2 separate regions of the Homo sapiens genome follow, and region 1 is linked to region 2. Evidence: read pairs that join two places in POLR2A ChIA-PET (ENCODE). Cell type or tissue: MCF 10A. All regions are shown on one strand.

Region 1 (5,000 bases), 140 kb after region 2:
AGAAGGCTCCTGAGGAGAGAGCTGCGCAGTTCTGCACAAAGAGGTCCTGGTCCCGGTCGAAGGTAGAGAACTTCTGGCCACTGTGGTAGGACAGGGAGTCACCTGGCAGAGGAGAGAAGGGTTGGGGCTGCTGAGGCAGGGAACTGAGCCCCGAGCTGGCCGGGAGAGGGTGACAATGACGACTGTGAGAGATATCACGTGGCAGCCTGGCGGGATGGGGGCACCCTCCCTGAGCCAGATGTTGGGTTGATGTGCTTCTGCAATGAAGAGAAACAGCTGCTCCACCACAGAGTTGCCTGGAGCAGGGCCAGGATGGCTGCTCCCCAGGGCTGAGGCCCAAGCTGGTTTGAGCTTGTTTGGAGCCAGCTGTGGCCCTTCCAGATCCAGAAGGGTTGAAGGAGGGGCCTGAAGGAGGTTGGGGCTGACTGGGCAGGGCCAGCCCTGCCTTCTTTCCCCTCACAGCCCCTCCCAAAGCTAACAGCGGGTTATACCTGCCCCGCCATCCTCAAAGCCTGCCACAAAGAGGGTGTAGCCATCCTCCTCTGCGCTGACCGCGTTCGGGGAGATGGAGAAGTCAGCGTACTTGGCATAGGCCGTGTTGTTCTCAAAGTCCTCCAAGTCCACTCGCAGCTCATACTTCTGCTTCAGTGTCAGGAGGTGCATGTTCTGCAGCCCTGGGGAGGAGGGGCAGCTGGTCAACAAGGACCTGGCCCTGGGGCAGCCCCTCAGCCCACCTGGTCCCTGCCTTACCCAGCCAGTACTCTCCATCAGCACGGCCGAAGCCCAGCTTGTAGTCATTCCAGCCGCGGAAGAAACTTACTGAGCCATTGAATCTCTTCTGGAAAACCTGGAGCAGAGAAGATGAGACTGGATCATCAAGGGTCCAATGGGCAAGGTTCTGGTCCTGCCCTGCCCACCTCAAGCATGGACCCTGTGATGCTGTGGCCAGTTTGTTAAAGGACTGGGTTGGGGGTGGGGAGGGTGGTGGGAGTGGGGTTGCTAAAACAACGTCCACATTGGCACCAGGCCCCCTGTGGAGCAGTTGCCAGCACCCACCTGGGCTCTTCATACCCAGTTTCGTATAGAGGCAGGAAAGAGGCTAAGAGGGAGGCGTTCTAGAGTTCGAGTGCCTAGCTGTGGGATCTGGGCAAGTTACTTCACCTCTCTGGGCTTTAGTTCCTCACTACTTCCCAGGATTATTGTGAGGCTTATGTGCATTAACCTACCTCAGCTGGGCGCGGTGGCTCACGCCTGTTATCTCAGCACTTTGGGAGGCTGAGGCGGGCGGATCACCTGAGGTCAGGAGTTCAAGGCCAGCTTGGCCAACATGGTGAAACCTCATCTCTACTAAAAATAAAAAAATTAGCTGGGCATGGTGGCACATGCCTGTAATCCCAGCTACTCGGGAGCCTGAGGCAGGAGAATCTTTTGAACCTGGGAGGTGGAGTTTCCAGCAGTGAGCTGAGATGGAGCCACTGCACTCAAGCCTGGATGACAGAGTGAGGCTCCGCCTCAAAACAAACAAACAAACACCTACCTCAGGCACTTAGAATTAAGCGTTGGCAGCTGCTCAGAAGCTGTGCTGTGGGTATCATTATCCCCATTTTAAAGATGAAGAAACTGAGGTTCGCATATGTGAAGCCCAGGGTCACAGGGCTGGGATTAGAACCAGCTCTGGCCTCTGTTCCCTCCTCCCACTCACCGTCCACTTCCCGCCCTCGGTGGTCATGTCACAGAAGACGGGCACAGGCACACTGGGGCCCGAGGGGTAGATGAGGTACACGCCGTCTGACTGGTAGCCCTGGGCATAGATGTCGTCACAGTCCAGGGGTTGCTGAAGGCAAAACCTCTCCAGAGCTGGGGGTAGGGACATGGGGACAGTGAGGAGAGTGGGACTATGGCATCACTGACACCTCAGCACCCCAAGGTTTGCCTCAGTCCCTGGGGCTGGGGGACTTTGACACAAGGAGTCATGGAAGATTTCTTCAAGGGAGATGAGCAATGCTTATGTCATCCATCTGCCCCATTTTGTAAAGGAGGAACCTGAGTCCTGCAGAGCTGGGGCTCGGCCCTGACAGTCTGTTCTGACAGTCCAGCCTCTTCTTGCACAACCTGTGGGCCAGGCCGCGTCTGTGAGTGTGGGGCTGCTTACCATCTCCTCGGATCCCGGAGACCTGGGGGGCACACGGGGGCGTGGAGAGAAGCAGCAGCAGCGGCAGGGCCAGGAGTGCCTGGCGATGGGCAGACAGGGTCAGCACAGCCCCTTCCCAGCTCCAGAGATCCCCTGTTCTCTTTGCATTTGCCCCCACCATGCATGCACATACTGCCCTTGCCTGAATCCCTCTCCTGCTATTTGGCCCCTCTTCCCTGCCCCCCCACCCCGCCCGCCAAGTAACCCCACTCTCTGGGACGCTGTGTACCCTCATAGCTTACGAGTTTCAAGAGAACTCCTTGTGCCTTCATAGTGCCCTCTGTGGCCAGGGGCCTCTGGAGTGGGCTCAGTTCCCCCATGCTATGAGTCCCCCGACCCTGGGCCCCGTACCTTCATGCTGTCAGTTCTGCTCAGAGTGGCTGGGTGTCTGCGGCCCCAGACTGCAACCGCCCAGAGTTATGCGCTGGGCCCCCGCCAGCCGCCCCAGCCCCGCCCCCCTTCCCGTAGCTGCAGAACCCCCCTCTCCCCACCCCAGACAACCAGCATCAGTTTACACTATCAGGGGGCTGGGAGGTGGGGCTGGAGCCAGGGGACCACCTGTGTCTCATTAGTCCTGTCGGGCAAAGTACTGCAGACGTTAACTCCCTGCTGGCTCCAACTGTTCCCTGGATCCCACTCCATCCGCTATCCGCCATCTGCCACCCACCCTGCTAGACCTGTGGGCCCCCTGGCGCCCCCAGGCAGCCCCAGCCCGCCGCAGCCTGCCCCCTACTTCCTGATGGGCCCCCCTGCAGATGTCTGTTTATTCTTTCCCCTCCTTCCCTGGCCTGTGTTTCATCAGCCATTGAGGGGGAGGGCTGAGGGAGAGTGGGGGTGTCATATGCCTGGCTTCTGGGGACGGGAGGCCTGCTCTGGGGGAGCAGAAGGCTGAGGGGACAGTTTCAGAGCTCCTGATGTGGGAGCCTGGCTGGGGCTGGTGGGGGGACAGAGGCAGCAGTTTCTTGGCAGGCCTGGGACATTTCTGAGCCATGAGCACAAGGCTGCTGGCGTCCAACTGCTCTGTCTGCCCCAGCTCAGGCCAGGGCCCCTCTCCAGTCCCCCTCCCCAGCCCCCCTCACTCTGGCCACCTCAGGCCCACTCTTTTCCCCTCCCACAGTTCCCTGGCCCATCTGGCTCACATGCAATAGGTATGGGACCTCTTTTGTTTCTCCTCACTCCACCCCTCCTTTCTTCTTCCAAACCCTTCACTTTGGCTCCCACACCTCCCAGATTCATCTGAATCTCCCTACTTCTGGGCTCTCTCCTCCTATCCTTGGCACACTACCAGGAGAGTTGTTCTAGATGGCCTCTCAGATTATGTCACCCTGCTTAAAGCCTCATGGCTCCCTATTGCCTCAGGGCTGAGGCTAGGTTTCTCACCTTGGACATGAAAGGAATTTCAAGTCTGTCTCTGGCCTACCTTGAGGACCTTGTCCCTTATTGCTGTGACTCATAAACTACAGTGCAGCCACTCCAGACTTTTCACCATGGAGGTCCCCACTCTTTTGTGCTGCTCCTTGTGGTGCCCGCTCATCTGCCTCCTTTTGTTGGCCATAAGGGCCAGTGAGCAGGGTGTGTGTCTCATTTCTGCATGCTCAGTGCCCATCACAGAGCCTGGCACAGAGTAGGCTTGATATGTACATGCACAGTCACTTACGTATTTATATCTATATATAGATAAGATACTAGAGTCAGGGCCTTGCCCTGTTGCCCAAGTGCAATCATAGCTCACTGCAGCCTCAAGCTCCTGGGCTCAAGTGATCCTCCCACCTCAGCCTCCTAAGGAGCTAGGACTACAGGTGTGCCACCACACCCAGCTAATTTTTTAATTTTTTTGTAGAGATGGGGGGGGTCTCCCTATGTTGCCCAGGCTGGTCTTGAACTGGCCTCAAATGTTCTTCCCACCTTAGTCTCCCAAGAAGCTGGGACTACAGGGCCAGCACACCTGGCTCACAGATATCTTTTGAGCGCTGTGTGCTATAGGCTATGCTGGCTGCTGAGGATACAGTATCTGCCCCACAAGGAGTGGCAAGCACAGGTTTTGGACAGTGAATTGCAAATGTAAGGTGTATTACAAAAGGACATTTGTGTTGAATGGATGAACAGATGAAATATTCAAAGGCAAAGTGATGAGGCAGCTCTGGCTTAGGTCCCATCTCTCCACTCCTGAGTCAATAGATAAGCCCCTTGGCAAAGCCCCAGTTGGCCTCCCTGACTTGGTTCTGTGATTGCCTCTATTCATAGTTGTGTCTTGTGTCAGGCTACCTCAGTTCAAATCTAGATTCTGTTGCCTGTTAGCTGGGTGACCTTGCAAAAATTACCTAGTCTCTCTGTGCCTTGGTTTCCTCCTCTGTAAAATGAGGATAGTCATAGTATCTACTTCATAGGGGTGTGGTAAGGATTAAGTAATACATATCAAGTTCCTAAAACAGTGCCTACAAATGGCAGCTATTTAGTAAATATTAGCTATCGTCATCGTCATCATAAACATCATGATTCTCATATGAATGGGTTGTCTTCAACACAGCTTGTATGCTTGCCTGTGGAAGAGACAGTTGGCTGGCTCTCAATACTCGTTCTTCCCTTAGTCCTCAGTAGTAAGATCCTGATTTTTATCTGGGCTCATTGTCCAGCCTCCCTTGTAGCTAGGTGAGGTCACACATCTGAATTTTGGCCAACAAGATGCCAACAGGTATGTTGTAAAGGTAGGTGGCTTGTCCCTCTTCATCCTGCCCTCTGTCCTGCTGGATGTGATGGCTGGAGCTCTAGCTGCCACCTTGGACAGTGGGGATGAGGAAGATGAGGCCTC
Region 2 (5,000 bases):
ACTCTTTAAGACTCTGAGGTGAATAAATCAATGTGAGCAAAAAGTTGTATTAAAAGGCCCCTTCCGCCCCCCCCAAAAAAATATCCTAGCAATAAAGGGACGCAGTTGTTTTGTTTTGTTTTTTTTTTCCCCCCTGAAAGCAAGTCCTCCCTGTGTGCCTTTTTTTTTTTTTTTTTTTGAAGCGGAGTCTCGCTCTGTCACCCAGGCTGGAGTGCAGTGGCGCGATCTCAGCTCACTGCAGGCTCCGCCCCCGGGTTCACGCCATTCTCCTGTCTCAGCCTCCCAAGTAGCTGGGACTACAGGCGCCCGCCACCACGCCTGGCTGATTTCTTTTTGTATTTATGGTAGAGAGGGGGTTTCACCGTGTTAGCCAGGATGGTCTTGATCTCCTGACCTCGTGATCTGCCCACCTCAGCTTCCCAAAGTACTGGGATTACAGGCGTGAGCCACTGCGCCCAGCCCCCTGTGTGCCTTTTTGATACTCAGAGCTGTCCTGGGATATAATGACTATACTATGGATGACAAAATTTGGGAAACATCTGATTGGAGAAAGAATTTGTATGTCACTTTATGAGAAGCAGCTGGGAGATGTAGAAGTATGGGCATTTCAAGGACAGTTTCATGACTGAGGCCAGTGTCAACCTGAAAAATATGGAACACGTGATCTAGAGGCAAATAATGGTTATAAATGAAATGCCACCAAGAACTTAATCTAATTGAGAAGACAAAGTTACTATTTGTGAGACAGAAGCTAGCAGTTTGTTGAGCCATGATTTTGATTCTTTGTCAGGGGGTCAAGAATGGAGAAAAAATTTAGAAGTCAGGGAAGCTATCAGGAGAAGGTAGGATTTGAGCTGGACCTTGAAGAACAAGAAACAGTATCCCTAAGTGGAAGGCAGATGGGAAGGTATTTCGGATCTCAGGAACAGCAGGAGTTAAAGCTTGAGATGGGATGGGGTAGGTGCTTGAGTGTGTGCTGGCTCCTGCAGCTGGTGACGGGTGGATGCCTGCTGGGAGCAGTGAGCTCCCAGGTGGCCAGATGGCCACTGGCTCTGATGAGACAGCAGCCTTGGGGTTTGGTTTTCTGGGTAGTAGGGAGCAGGGTAGGTCTTGAGTGGGTGCCACCTCAAGTGTTTGAGAAGGGGGCCCTGCGGAGTAATCTCTGTGGGTGGGGGCCTGGCCCAGACTGGCTTCCTGAGACTGGCTAGATAGCAGTTCTAGAGATGGAGAATGAAGAGAAGCCAGAGTTGAGTTGTGTTTAGGGAGTAAAGGGGGCCTCAGTGCTGGCTGGGAAGTTTGGATTTGACTCCCTGGGAGCCTGCAAATCATGTGGCCTGGAAAGCTAGAAAAATGCCCATGATGGGGCCCTACCCCAGACCAATCAAGGGGGAGCCAGTAATTTTTAGAAGTGCCCCCAGTTAATTCTCATAGTCTGTGTGGGTTGAGAAGCTGAGCTGTGTGCTTGGAGGAGCCTCTGGGAGTGTCAGGGATTGGAAGGGGAAAATTGAAGCCAGAAGAAGCCTTTGAAGTAATGTGGTGCGGGGACTGGGTTCCTGAGCTATTGTAGAATGACTGTGGATTGGCTGGTGGAATCAGGGCTGGAGAGGAACTGGCAGAAATGATCACCCTGGCTGAAATACGCCTCTAAGCTACCTTGGTAAATAAAGAAGGACAGCTTAGTAGAAAGTTTAAACAAGGGATGGGCAGAAGAGACTGTGATCCACCTATTTGGCAAGCCTCCTTTCAACCTGCATTTTAGCCACAGAGCAGGCACAGCAGGTTCTTATCTGTTCTCTCAAGCTTGCTAGCCAAGTTCCTCCCCACACCCTAAATTGTAATGACTGCAGCAGATGGTACATGTAAAATTTTAAATTACATTTCTTTAATTTTATTAAAGATAGTTGTAATGTGGAGTTACTAATTTAGATAGATTCAGTTTATTAGTCAAAGTCTAGAAGTGGGATTTTACATGGTACAGTTAATGCATGTCACAGTGTCATTGTAATATATGGTATTTCAGTCAAAAAATGAGTTTATAGTCCACTTCATTTATTCTTTACTTAATGCTTATTGAGCACATATGTATTATGTGCTGTTGGCTGGGAACGCCTGAGTGAATAAAATTTAAGTTCCTCTTACATTTCAAAATAGTTTTTGGTCTGCAGATGGTGGCTCTTGCCTCAGTAACAAGTAATATTAGCTTTGGGAGATAGCTGGGGGAGGGAAGTTTAGAAAGTGGTGTCAGACACTAGAATGGAACCTGGGAACCAGAGAAGGCTTCGAGGAAATAGTATGTGAGTCGAGTCTTGAAGGAAAAGTGGGAGTTCTCAGGGACAGAGATGAGAGGATCCCTGGCCGAGGGAGCTGCATTATGCAGAGGCCTGAGCTGAGCAAGGAGGGCGCAGAGGAGGAAGAGCTGGACATGTGGCAGAGGCCCAGCTGCCTGCTGACCAGACTCTCCAGGCAGGACAGGCGAGCTTGGTGAGGTTTGACTCATGGGCTGTGGTTTTCACGTAGCCTTTTGGCGGTGAGTGGGCAGGACTGTGGGCCTTCCACCCCACCTCTAATCAGAGCATCTCTGTGCTGGTGAAAGTGGGGAGCTAAAAAGAGCCCACTTGAGAAGTGTTCCTCTGCTGTTGAAGAACAACCGAAGTTATCTGGAGCTGCAGTGAGCAAGCTGGCACCCTGAGGGTGGCTGGGAGGGAGAGGTTGGAGGTTTCTTCCAGAGGACCTGAAGAGCCCTCACTTTTTTCTGTTTGCAGTGAGATGGATGTTCCCTCCTCTACTCCAGGCCAGTTTCCCAAGGCCTCTGGGTAATGTCTATGTGATTAAACAGTCTCTTGGGAATAGAACTCCTTTCAGTTAAGCAGCTCTATTTTCCAGAAATCCCTGGATAATTTTATGACCATGTGGTAAAGGTAAGGGACCTTGCGTTAACTTGGGGTGAATGTCAGAGAGCTGCTGTGTGCTAGGCTCCGTGCTGGGCACCCAGGAAATAGTCCTTGCCCTTGACTCTGCCCAGTCTGGACTAGAAAAGTGGTCCTTAGGTGGATTGAGCTCACAGATGTGTTTTGTTTGTGCCTCTTTCTAAACATTGAAATTGGTTGCTCTGTCAGTTTCCTATGGCTGCTGTGACAAATTGCCACAAATGCAGTGGCTTAAAACAATGCAGTTGTATAGGCGGGAAGTCCGACACAGGTCTTAATGGGCTGGGGTCATGGTGTAGTTAGAGCTGGTTCCTGCTGGAGGCTCTGGGGGGGAACCCGTTTTCTCTGCCTTTCCAACTTCTTGAGGCCTTTTGTGTTCCTTGGCTCGTGCTCCTTCCATCTTTAAAGCCAGCTGCGGTTTTCCACTCTTTCCCACGTGGTTTCTCTCTGACCCTGACTCTTCTGCCTCCCACTTCCACTTTTAAGGATCCTTGTGATTACGTTGGGCACACTGAATAATCCAGGATACTATGTTTTAAAGTCAGCTGATTAGAAACTGAATTTTTTTTTTTTTTTCAGACGGAGCCTCTCTCTGTCTCCTAGGCTGGAGTGCAGTGATGCCTATCTCGGCGCACTGCAACCTCCGCCTCCCTGGTTCAAGGGATTCTCCTGCCTCAGCCTCCCGAGTAGCTGGGATTACAGGTGTGCGCGACCATGCCTGGCTAATTTTTGTATTTTTTAATAGAGATAGGGTTTCACCATGTTGGCCAGGCTGGTGTCGAACCCCTAACCTCAAGTGATCCGCCTGTATCAGCCTCCCAAAGTGCTGGGATTACAGGCGTGAACCACCATGCCCTGCCTAGAAACTTAAATTCTAACTGCTACCTTAATTCTCCTTTGCCACAAAACCTAACATATTCACAGGTTCTGAGGTTAAGATGTGGTTATCTTTGGGAGGCCACTATTTGTTGGTCATAGTTGCCAATATTAAAAACAGGAGATCTTACATAGCCTCCTAGTCTTGCAGCTTCATTGACAAATCAGAACACTTGGCAGCCTGGGGCCTGTACTGTTGCCTGGTAACAGTGGGTCAGAGCCAGTGTCGGCGCCATCTCTAGTTGGGGCTTGCGGGTGCCAGTTCTCCACAGACTTCCACCCTCCACATGGTGCCTGCTTATTTCCCCTGGTTGTCTGGTCCCTGCTCTGGGGACACAGGGGCTTACACAGAGTCCAGTCAGGGCAGAATCCCCAACGCAGGGTGGCTGAGTTTGTCTACCTTTCTGTTCATACCCTGCTACTTGCCCCCCTGCACCTCCCCCCTCACTTACTGCCTCTATACCCTTTCCCTGAAGCCTCTTCTGCCTCTGCCTGGCACACACTGTCCCTCCTCCTCTCTGTGCCCTTCTCTCTCTGACCCAGGGCTCTACATTCTGCAGCATCTCTGGTGCTATTTTAGGTGGGATTGTTTGTGCCATGATTCCTTGTCTCTTGTCCCCTCCTTTTCTGGCACCCAACACTAGTACATTCTGATGCCTTCCCTTTTATGTCTTGCATTGGTGTTTGTGAAAAGCAAGTCTTTATAGTGTACCTTTAGAGCAATATCCATTAAAAACCAGGATCACACAACAAGCATGTAGTTGAACATCTGTGTGCCTTGCACTCTCCTAGACATTGGGAATGCCATGGGGACTCCTGCCCTACCTCTAGTTCTAGAAGAGGGATAGGGGAAACAAATGGATAGGCAATCACAGTGTCAGCTTCTTACTGCATCTGGAGAGGCAGGATCTTGCTTCCTTCAGCTCCCAAGCCTGGAGGTGAGCTCTCTTTGCACTGTGTGTTGGGTGGGGTTGTTTGTGGGGCTCTGTTAAAAGCGTTTCAGTGGAAGATCCCTGAGTTTGCAGACATCGCCTGGACCCCCAGCTTGTAGTTGAATTTTTTTTTTTTGAGAAGTGCAGTTGTGTAATCTCAGCTCACTGCAACCTCTGCCTCCCAGGTTCAAGCGATCCTCTTGCCTCAGCCTCCTGAGTAGCTGGGATTAGAGGTGCACGCCGCCACTCCTGGCTAATTTTTGTA

The links. Peaks named below come from ENCODE experiments on the same cell type or tissue, not always from the same donor. Only the 100,000 strongest peaks of a DNase experiment are listed, where the experiment ranks them.
Region 1: POLR2A ChIA-PET joins it to region 2 with 5 read pairs; 7 of 35 experiments call an interaction of 5 or more read pairs at or near these places.

Annotation. Positions count from the first base shown.
Region 1 is chr17:19,384,608-19,389,607 of GRCh38, forward strand. It overlaps MFAP4 (microfibril associated protein 4), which reads right to left and starts at 2,583. Exons shown (of 6, transcript NM_002404.3): 1 at 2,543-2,583; 2 at 2,153-2,231; 3 at 1,703-1,857; 4 at 751-847; 5 at 492-674; 6 at 1-102. The coding sequence starts at 2,548. RefSeq lists enhancers at 871-1,416, 1,417-1,962, 1,963-2,508. In MCF 10A, no CTCF peak of the experiment used is centred here; DNase peaks (open chromatin) are centred at 2,034 and 3,494.
Region 2 is chr17:19,246,609-19,251,608 of GRCh38, forward strand. The region is part of intron 1 of EPN2 (epsin 2); the gene reads left to right. Among named protein-coding and RNA genes, the nearest start is that of EPN2, 12 kb to the left of the region's middle. In MCF 10A, no CTCF peak of the experiment used is centred here; no DNase peak of the experiment used is centred here.